Linked DNA regions of Homo sapiens: region 2 is linked to region 1. A link is a loop called in an ENCODE intact Hi-C map of the cell type or tissue named here. Cell type or tissue: MCF 10A. All regions are shown on one strand. Each heading gives the region's core, and the rest is flanking DNA. Links, peaks and the distances in the headings are about the cores only.

What was found. Hi-C counts contacts between places; a loop is a spot of excess contacts. Peaks named below come from ENCODE experiments on the same cell type or tissue, not always from the same donor. Only the 100,000 strongest peaks of a DNase experiment are listed, where the experiment ranks them.
Region 2: it touches region 1 in a loop (6-fold over the local background); 9 of 110 quality-filtered maps call a loop at or near these places.

Annotation. Positions count from the first base shown.
Region 1 is chr12:58,918,416-58,923,797 of GRCh38, forward strand. It overlaps LRIG3 (leucine rich repeats and immunoglobulin like domains 3), which reads right to left and starts at 2,089. Exons shown (of 19, transcript NM_153377.5): 1 at 1,585-2,089. The coding sequence starts at 1,820. It overlaps LRIG3-DT (LRIG3 divergent transcript), which reads left to right and starts at 2,289. Exons shown (of 6, transcript NR_183518.1): 1 at 2,289-2,375; 2 at 2,984-3,057. RefSeq lists an enhancer at 986-1,255 and silencers at 1,636-1,715, 2,136-2,245, 2,864-2,973. In MCF 10A, for the core only: no CTCF peak of the experiment used is centred there; DNase peaks (open chromatin) are centred at 946, 1,076, 1,886 and 2,166.
Region 2 is chr12:58,342,874-58,348,255 of GRCh38, forward strand. No RefSeq gene overlaps it. Among named protein-coding and RNA genes, the nearest start is that of LINC02403, 260 kb to the left of the region's middle. In MCF 10A, for the core only: a CTCF peak has its summit at 3,358 (motif pointing right); no DNase peak of the experiment used is centred there.

The sequences.
Region 1 (5,382 bases), core at 199-5,198:
ATCTAAATCCAGGAAAAAAGAAAAAAAGTACTGCACACTAGCATGATCACAATAGACAACTTGACATTGAAAAACTATCGAATACAAGTTAGATGCCGTGAATAATCTAAGCATATCTAAATACACTCCAGGAAGCACTGTATTCATTTTCTCTTTCTCATCCCTCTATTATTCCTAAGTGTTCACCTCCAGTCATTTACATGTTCAGTTCCATATGTTGTCAATAGAGCCATTCACTCATGAATAAGGCAGCATGACCTCCACAAGAGGCAATTTAACAGAATTAGCCACAACTAATTGAAAGTCTCCCTGCTTTCGGTTAAAGACCTTATCTCCTCTTCCAATTGCAATAAAAACTACTAAATAAAACGTCCCAAGAAATTAAATATCAATCCAATACTAATTCTACTTTATTAAACTAAGGCTTATTAAAAACACAAGGAATATACTTTCTGATGGCCAACAATTCTACATTCACAAAAGTTATTTAGATTAGCACAATAATTTTAAAATATAAATTCTTAAACACCTGACCAAACCTCCTACCACATTAGGGCATTGGAATAGTTCACTAGAATTGTTTTAAAAACTTAAAATTTTCATTGCAATTCTGCTAAGTCAAAATATAAGATTACGTATGAAGTGCACTTTTATTTTAAACAGAACAACTACTTTAAAAAATACAAATTTTGATTGTTTACTTTTTACAGCACTCCAATTTTAAAACTGGGACTGAGGAAGAAAAGAGATGACATTTGGAAAAGATCAGCATTTCCAACTAAATTACATTTTCTTCCTTGTTCTTCACGCAGTTGGCAGTGATTTCAGGTTTTCAGACTTCGCAGCTAAAAATCCAAAAACTTGCATAAGAGCTCCCTGCGCTCTCCCCTAAACCGTCTGGGCGTTCTGAGGAGCTACAGAAATCACGCCCTTGATTCTGGATAATCGAGTTCCGCCCTTTCCATAGCTACCGACCAGTCTTTACAATCTGGTTGAGGAGTGGGAACTTACGGTCTGCTAATGTGAAAAAGCAAGCAGAGGGAGAACAACAGAAGTACGTCCACCATAACTTGGAGAATGACCGAATTCTGTTGAGGGGGCTTCCCAAATGAAAAGCCTGACTTCAGTTACTGGGTGGGAACAGGAAAAGGAGTCTGACGCAGCTAGAAACTAAAACTGAACCAGACTCATAACTCAGCGAGAACTGCAAACTCCTGATGTGTGCAGGTTGCCGCTTATCTCCCCTGGGCCTGGCAGGAGCAAGCATTTGAACCCCTTGGCTAGCTTAGGGCGCAGGACTTCATCCCCAATCTCTGGCGTCGTTACTGGCCCCCAACCCTGGTCTACCTGCAGCCAGTTAGGACGCGCCAAGAGCCCACCTGCGCCGCCCGCAAAGCACGTGGGAGGGAAACTGAGGCCCGGACAGTTCTTTTTCCACGCCCACGGAGCGCCGATCGCGGCCTGGGCCAGAAGGAGCTATACGGCAAAAAGGGGACTGCACGCCGAACCCCATTCCCCGCCGGCTCCTGTTTTCTCGAATCTCCAGCGGCCCGGGCCCCCTCCCCCCGCGGGAAGAATACTTACAGCCGAGCGACCCAGGACGGGAGTGGCTCGGGAAGACGCGCTAGCCGCTTACGACTGCAGTCCAGCAGGTCCCCGAGGCAGCGGCAGGTAGTGGGGCATGGGCGCTCGGCGGCTACCCCAGAGGGCTGCCCGAGTTCCCCGCGACCGCCGCTGTCTGACCGGCCAGCGCGCCCCAGCACCGCGCACAGCAGCAGCCCCAACCCCGCGGCGCGCGCACGGAGGCTCGGCGCGCTCATCGCGGTCCAGCGGCCTAGGTCTCTACCCGAAGCTCCCAGCCGGCGCGCGCTCGGGGCCCGGCACAAACTTCCAGCCGAGGGTGCACGCCCGCCCTCGCGGTCGCGTGCGCGCTCCTCCCTCGCGCTGCCCGGTCAATTCCTTCTTTTACTCCCGGCGGCGAAGCCCTTTCATGCCCCCAAACAGCAGGAGGGAAACCGAAAAGAACTGCCAACTGCAACAGAGTTGCAGCTTGAGCAGCGTCGGCTCGCCGAAGCCCCTTCTTGTCTGCAAAAGAAACTTTTTCGCCTCCACCCCGCGGCACTGCGCCAAGTCCCCGCGCGGCGGAGTAGCAAGGCGGGCGGGTAGAGGCCGACGCGCGCCCATTGGCCGACTCGGCTGCGGGCGTCCCCGTGGCCACGTGACAATAACACCGCTCCAGCCGGGGGCCTACGCGCGGGAGAAAGTGGAGCTGAGATTGTAGGAAATTCAGAGTTATATTTTCCAGCCTCTCCAGCCAGAAGTCTCCACTACGTCGTGGGAAACATATATCAAATGGAGTTGAAAGGCAAAAGGAAGTGAGCAAATACTGGGCTAGTTCTCGGAGTTGGAGGTATTTAGGAGAACTTCAGGGAAGTAAAGTTTAATTAGCAGTGTTTTCAGGAAACTTTTCAATTCCAAATTAAAGACACTGATAAATTATCCTACCATCCACAGATGAAAGAGTGGTTTCAATGAAAACAGCTCTTTCAACGTTAATGCTGGTGGGTGTTCCCCCATACATCGGCTTCAAAAGTAAAAACAATAATAAAACGTAAAACTCGTGGTTTTGGAAAGTGTATATTGAATTACAAATAGCCAGCCTTCGTGCACTGGATAAAGCTGGGCGGGGTGGGGGATGGGAGATGACCTTCTAATAGACCTCGATGGCAATCATAGATTCCTGGTAATAGTAATAATAAAAGTAGTCACAGTGACATTTCAAAGTAAAATGAAAACTAAGACCTTGGAGGAAAAAATTAGTATATGCACCTTGGTCCACTTGCGCTTTGAGTAATGACACATGTTGATTGAGAATGCTACCAGGGTAAAAGTACCTCCCGGCCTCCTCAGCTGGGGGAGTGGATGTTTGGGGCTGGATTCAGGCTACAGGACTTCCCAGTGAAGTTTGTTCCTTAACTTACAGGTGATCAGCGCCACAAGATGTTGAAACTAATGGAGACCGCAGAGATCATGTGCTAAGGGGCCTTCCTCCTCTGGGTAAGGAAATAGACCTAGAGAACGTAACTAATGTGTTTGTTGCAAAAAAAATAAAAATAAAAGCAAGACAGAAAACATGAACAAACCAAAAAACAAACCCTGGAAGCTTAAAGTAAGTTTTCACTTCTATACATTGTTTATTGCATGCTGTCTGCCCAAGCTTGTCTGTCCTTGGAGTTGCGTAAACTGCTCATGATTGAGGAGTGGAGATAGCTTGTGGAGTTGAGACTTTAACCCTGACTCTAAGGCCCATTGATTTTTCACTGTAGCAAATCACTCCCACTTACGGGGGAAGGAAAAGACTCACTTTGAAGTTAACACACCCTATTTTAGATATGGTATCCCATTTTCTTATTTCCAGCTACCATTAACAACAACGCTACTACCTTTTTGGATGATGTATAATTATAATTAGAAAATATCTATAATGATGGCACCTTGGTTTTGAATTTATGATTTTGTCTGCTTGGGAGTAGACAAAACACACTACAGTCATAGTAAGGATTTTCCAGCTCAGTATCCCCCATCTATTTTTATTTATTTTTTTTATTTTTTTATTTTTGAGATGGAGACACTCCAGTCTGTCACCCAGGCTGGAGTGGGGTGCAGTGATGCGATGTCGGCTCGCTGCAACCTCTACCCCCTGGGTTCAAGCAATTATCCTGCTTCAGCCTCCCAAGTAGCTGGGATTACAGGTGCCCACCACCACACCCGGCTAATTTTTTTGTATTTTTAGTGGAGACAGGGTTTCACCATGTTGGCCAAGCTGGTTTCTAACTCCTGACCTCAGGCTATCCGCCCGCTTTGGCCTCCCAAAGTGTTGGGATTACAGGCGTGAGCCACCACACCCGGCCCCCCATCTATTTCATACAAGGAAAATTAGGTATAATTCATTGAAGTTTTTAAAAAGAAGAAAGATTCCATTGTACACATGCCATTATGCATAAGCAAGGTAACATCAGTATGGAGGCTTGCTCTTGAGACATGAGACATATGACAGGGATATAAATGTGCTACCATTTTGGGGAGTTTTGGCTCATTTCCTTTTCTCATTCTTTATTCTCCTTGTATAATTTCATCTTCTTCCATGAATTCCATTTACATTTACATGCTGACATATACAACATCCATATTTCAGCCCAGGTCTTTTTCCTAAACTCGAAATCCATATGTGCAATTACCCACAGGTCATTAAAAATTGGATGTTCAAATGTAACATGTCTAGAATTAAATTTCACCACCCTTGAAACTGACTTGTTTCCTCCTGAATTCACTGTCTTAAAGAGTGGATACTTCCCTCCATCCAGATGAATGCCCCAGAAACCTGAAAGTCACCTTAACATTACTTCATTCTCACCACCACCACCACCACCACCAGAGTCAATCAATTAGCAAGTCATGTTAAAGCTAGCTCCTAAATGTATCTTCTCTCTGTAGAAATTATGCAAATCCAGACCACCAGCAGCTCTTGCCACCTATCAGGCATTCCACTGCTTTCTCCTCAGGGCAGTTAAGTGATATCTCTGAAGGTCAAATCTGAGCCTGTGACTCAACTGACCAGTTCTTTTCTTGGGTTCCTAGTGTCTTGAGAATAAGGTTCAAATTCTTTAGAGTGACTTATACAGTTTTGTTTGTTTGTTTTGGCATTGAGCCTCTATTTATCTCTTTAATTCATTGTCTTTCATCATTTTTCTCCTACTCTAGGAGCTACTTGCAATTCTCTTCCCAGCTGTACTCTTGCCTTCAGCCCTCTTGCAAATGGTTCTTCTGTCCAAATCATTCTCTGCTCCTTCTTCTGCCTGGTTGATGGCATTCCTTCTTTGGCAAACACTTCCCTGAGTCAGGTTTAACTATCTATACCTCCAGTATACTTCCAGCACATCAGTATTGACTGGAATGTAATAGACCATTTTCACTCTAACCCCCAGGTAATACTACAGAATTTTCCGATAACCATGTATTCCTTATCGCCTTTAAGGGTTTTACCAGCTATTGTGAAGTTAAATTACCTAAGTTTTCAGTACCCCAGTTTCTCAGTCTGTAAATTGGGAATACAATAAAAAACGATCTTATCTGGCTGGCTTCCATTTATCAGTTACTGGATTAGCAGTCACTCTGTTCTCTCTGTACAACCTGACTGATGCCTATGACCAGCTGAAATCTAGAAACTACCAGCCTCTCCTTAGAACAGCCTTTGCATATTTGCTCCTACCTGTCAGGTGCTGATCCACAGTAGTTACAGACTTGTTTATATATATTATTAATGTTACACAATATTGTGTAAACCAAATACAAGTGCAACAAGAAAATACCTTTATTTCTATG
Region 2 (5,382 bases), core at 326-5,325, 580 kb before region 1:
CAAAGAGGAGAGACAGTGTGTCAAAGAGCATGTGGGCAGATTCTCATGAGAACTGCAATGAGGAGGATGACACATCTCTGCCAGTCCTCTGGCACCCACAACAGCTGGCTCTAGTGACCACTTCTAAGTGGAGAGGAAAAGAACTTTTTAAAACATTTATAGACTTTGTAGAGCGATTATAGGTTTACAGAAAAAAGATAGAAAGAACAGGGAGTTCCTACATACTGTGTCCCCTCCCTGCAATTTCCCTCTTGTTAACGTATTGCATTGGTGTGCTACATTTGCTACAATTGATGAGCCAATATTGATAGATTATTATTAAACTAAAATCCATAGTTTACATTAGAGTTCACTGTTTATGTTACAAAATTCTATGGCTTTTGCCAGATGCCTAATGATATGTTTTTACCACTTTAGTATCACATAGAATAGTTTAATTGTCCTAAAAATCCTTTGTACTCTCTCTATACAATTTGTTCTTCCACCCCTCACCTACCAACCCCTGGCAACCGCGAATCACTGATTCTTTTACTACCTCTATAGCTTTGCTTGTTCCAGAATGCCAGATAGCTGGAATCATACAGTTTCAGACTGGTTTCTTTTACTTAGCAATATGAATTTGGGTTTCATCTGTGTCTTTTTGTGGCTTGATAACTCCTTTCTTTTTATGACTGAATAATATTCAGTTTTATGAATGTACCACATTTTGTTTATCCATTTACCTACTGAAGGTCAACTTGTTTGCTTCTGATTTTGGCAATTATGAATAAACTGCTATTGAGATCGGTATGCAGTTTTTTGTGGATGCAAATTTTCAGCTTATTTGGGTAAGTACCAAGAAATACAATGCTGGATAGTATGTTAAGAATATATTTAGTTTTGTACAAAACTGACAAATTGTCTCCCAAAGTAGCTGTACCATTTTGCATTCTCACTGGCAATGGATGAAGGTTCCCAGTGCTCCACTTCCTCACATCCTCACCAGCATTTGGTGTTGTCGATGTTTTGGGTCTTAGTCATTCCTATAGGTATGTAGTGGTATCTCATTGTTGTTTTAATTCACATTTCCCTGATGTGAAATGTGCTTATTTGCCATCCATATATCTTCTTTTGTGAGACGTCTGTTCAGATCCTGCCCACTCTTTAATGGGGTTGTTTGTCTTCTTATTGTTGAATTTTAAAGAGTTATCTGTATATTTTAAATACAAGCCCTTTATTAGATTTGTGTTTTGCAAATATATCTCCCAGCAGGCATGTTTCTCCTAGCCTATTGCTTGTATTTTTGTTTTCTTAACAGTATCTTTTAGAGCAGGAGTTTTTAATTTGGAAGTTTTTGGGGGGGGACGTGTTGAAATAGTAGAGGTGCCAAAGTAGTTGTGGTTGGTGAGGGAAGAAGAGGAGAGATGAAGAAGGAATTTTAAAAGAGTATTGCTGTGACCTACATACTTCCTTCAGAATATTTGAGAAATGCAAGTAAAGAACTTGAGTGAGTCTGAACCCACGTTGTGGTTGTTGGACTGTACTTGAATATGAGGACTCGGCACCTGAACTGCGTGGGCACAGCTTTCCTGTGCTCTGTGACTCTGGGTGGCTGGATATGAGCATCACATAAACATATGCGAAGGGCATAAGGCAATTTGTAGGGGTGCTGTAAATGTGAGTGTGCTCTGTATAGGAACACTGTGGGCACATGGGACTGCCTGAGAGCAGTCCGGACAAAACCAAGGCCACTCCAAGGGGCCTCGTTGCTGCTCTTGTTCTGACTCCACCTCTTTCATTCCTCTGCATTGAAAGGGAAAGAGAGGAGTCAACCTCACTGCAATTTTATTTTATTTCATTTTTTATACTTTCAACTTGTATTTCAGATTCAGGGGGTGCAGGTGCAGATTTGTTACATGGCGTATTGCATGATGCTGAGGTTTGGGGTGTGATTGATCCCATCACCCAGGCTCACTGCAATTTTATCAAGGCTAGTTCAGAAGCTTTATTCTTGGTATCATAGTTTCCAGCTACATGAGTTTCACATACATGAGGAAATTGTGGGTTGAGGAGTCTGAAAGAATTTAAAGCCATTAATTGCGATTGTAATTAATTCAGAGGCCAATATCCTATATTTGTGATCGTTAAGACAGAGTCTTGATTGAAGTGCAGTATCGCACTCTCTTTAATAAAAGGGTTTTCTTTTTCTAAGTAAGGGAATAGATTAAACATGATGGTAAGGGATAAGATTTTCTCACTTAAGAAAATGCAGTCCACGCAGGACAACTGATCAGGTTCAAATCTTGTCTTTTCCACTTACTGGCCAATATTTACCTCCTTTGAGCCTCTCAGGTTTCTCATCTTAAAATGGCATCAGTGACATTACTGCAATTGCAAGGCTGGGCTGAGTAACTGAAACAAAGCACATGAACCTCCTGGCACCATGACTGGGAGGGGGATGATGCTCTGCACCTGTTCTTTTCACCCCCTTCGTGTTACAAGAAGTGTGCTCTCCCAAGTCCTCTGCTGGAACAATCTACTCTCCATCCTTTAGAGAAAACCCTGTGAATTCCTGCTTCTGTAATTTTGCTTATTATTCCTTCTATCTTGTATATATCTTCCTTCTCCTCTTCAACTCTCCAATCCTTTGACGGCTTCACTAGTTGCTTTTCTGGAGGGCTGGGATGCTTTCCCCTTTCTCATCTCCTTAGTCAGTCATGGCATTTGGTACCCATTGCAGTGCACTGCCTCGTGTTGTTCATATGCATGTGCCTTTCAATCATCTCGATCATATCCCTCCAGCATCACTTCTTTTGTCAGCATCACCTTTTTTGTTGGGTCCTTCATGGTGTCCTTTTAATATCAGCAAATCGAATGTAGTAGATGCTCATTTAATAATCGATATTTGGATTACAAATCATCTCAATGAGTTTAGTAAGTTGCCCTAGAACCTTCCTTACTATGCAATGCTTTGTTAATTCTATTTGGATTCCTTTGCAAAATGTTTGTTTCTTTTAAAGTTTTTTTTAGAAAAAAGAAAGATTAAGTAAACTGTGGCTCATCAAAAAAGGTGCTTGGGAAGATTTTTTTTTAATACCATAGGGTAATACTTGTGTTGTCATGTTAAAATTAAATTGGAGCATGTAAAAGTATGCATATAGCATGATTACAACCACATATTCTATAGTTTAAAACAACTCTGAAACTGCTAGCAACTAAAAAATCAGGTCCAAGCATAAATATGAATTCTTTTTTGGGGCTAGAATAACTATTATTTTCTTTCCATTTTATTTGTAGAAAGAATGTTTTTATGGGCAAAATCATTCTCTGCATGGTTAACTACTTGCTGTGAATGAAGACCTATTCTGCTTCTTTCCACTAGAGGTCACTGTGGTTCTTTAGTTATTTTTTTCCGTTTGGCATCCCTGTTAGCAGGGCTAAAAGGATTCTGTCACGGTTATTATTTTTAGCAAAGTTAAGAGAAATGTTAAAATGATAGTCTCCTTTTTTAAATACAAAGAAACATTTTCCGGAGCAATTGTACTTCTTTTCAGATTTCGTTTTCCAGGCCATAACTATCAGAAACATTTCTATTTTACATTGGCGACCCCAATTTAATTTATTAGCGTGAAACATTATCACTATACCATTTATTCTGCTATTAAAACAGAATTGCACCCATGCTTTCTATGTGTGAAAAAATAGAAGACTAACCCTTTCTATTTCTGGTTCAGCTTTATTTTTTCGAAGATTGTTTCCCAGCAGTACAGAAACATGGTTTCTAGAAGAACTTGTTAGTCATGGAGTATTAAAATCGATTAATGACACATGAGATGTGCACATATAAGCACCATTTTGAAGGTGAATGCAGGATATCCAACAAATTCTACCAATAAACTACTGTGTCTTTAAAAGAATTTCTCCCTGGTAAATTCAGTAGGAATACAGGCTATGTTTTTCTGTTTGAAAAATGATTAAATATTAAGAATTAGAAAAAGGAAATATAGCTCCAAATATTAGTAGGATGCATGCTGAGTGTAACATCATCCAAAATGTCTAAGCAACATGATAACCAAGGTCCTTGGTTTTCCTACCGGAGTCAAGTCCATTTCACTATAAACCAAGAAGCTCTACATTTTATAATGTTTGGAAAACCCTTATTTTTCCTTCTCATTCTCTTTTTGCTATTTGCAGCCTTGAAAAATGGGGTCCCAATCACCTCACAAGACCATATTTATTTTTCATAGTCTGGGCTATTTGGTTCCTGTTGTGTTCTTATTCCTAGGGCATTCTTGCTAAATTCACAGTAATTTCCCCCAATTCAAATTGTGTCTCAATAAATTTCAAAGTTGATTATCCATTATTTATTATGGACCCTAAATTTAGCAGTACTAGAGAGATTTGGATATGAGTGGCATTTTGGAAACCCACCGACCACTCCAGCAATCTACAATATGCTTTGAAAAATCTGCACAACTTTTGCTCCCGTCTTCTGACTAGAATGCACAGCTCCAGTTCCCTAAGTTTGCTGAACATGCTGAGGCCCAGGCTGTAAGCAGCAGATGAGGCTGACTGCAATGGGGCATCCTGCTGCAGTTTGAAGCCTTTCTTTTTCATTTCCTGCAAACCCAATCTCTGTTCTTGCTTTTGGAGGCAACTTTTACAACTGGGTATCTCTAAAGTGGAATAATTAATAATTGTCTTGATACAATTAACAAAAGATAACTGGCTGGCTATGACTTTTTTTTTGAAAAGCACTTTCTTTTTTTCCTTCAAAGGGTGTTTTCACCTTTCTGTCTTTAATCCAGAGTCCTCCAAGGCTATTTAGAAATATTATTTCCTTGGGGCTCTCTGCCGTTGTGGTTTCTATTACCTAGTCCAGTATTTCTCAAACTTGTAAATAATATACTTGGAAATGCATATTTTTGGCAGGGAAGGAAGTATGTCAGGGTGGTTTTGGAGTCAGAAAAACCTGCTTTTGAGCCTTACTTCTACAACTTACTAGCCATATGACTTTCAAGCTTTATAACCTCATTAAATTAATTTTGGGATCTTTTTTATTAAAATGAAGATACAAACAATGGTAAATAGGATAATGTGTATAAAATGAATAGTACCGTGTCTGACACATGATAAATACTCAACATGTGGTAGGGATTAATAGTAGTTCAGTTGAACCTTGAACAAAAGGGATTTGAACTGTCTTGAGTCCATTTATACATGGATATTTTTCAATAAATATATTGGAAAGTTTTTGGAGATTTGCAATGATTTGAAAAACCTTGCAGATGAGCTGTATAGCCTAGAAATATTGAAAAAAAATTAAGAAAAACTTAAGTATGTGATGAATGCATAGAATATATGTGGATACGAGAATATTTTATCATTTGCTACCATAAAGTA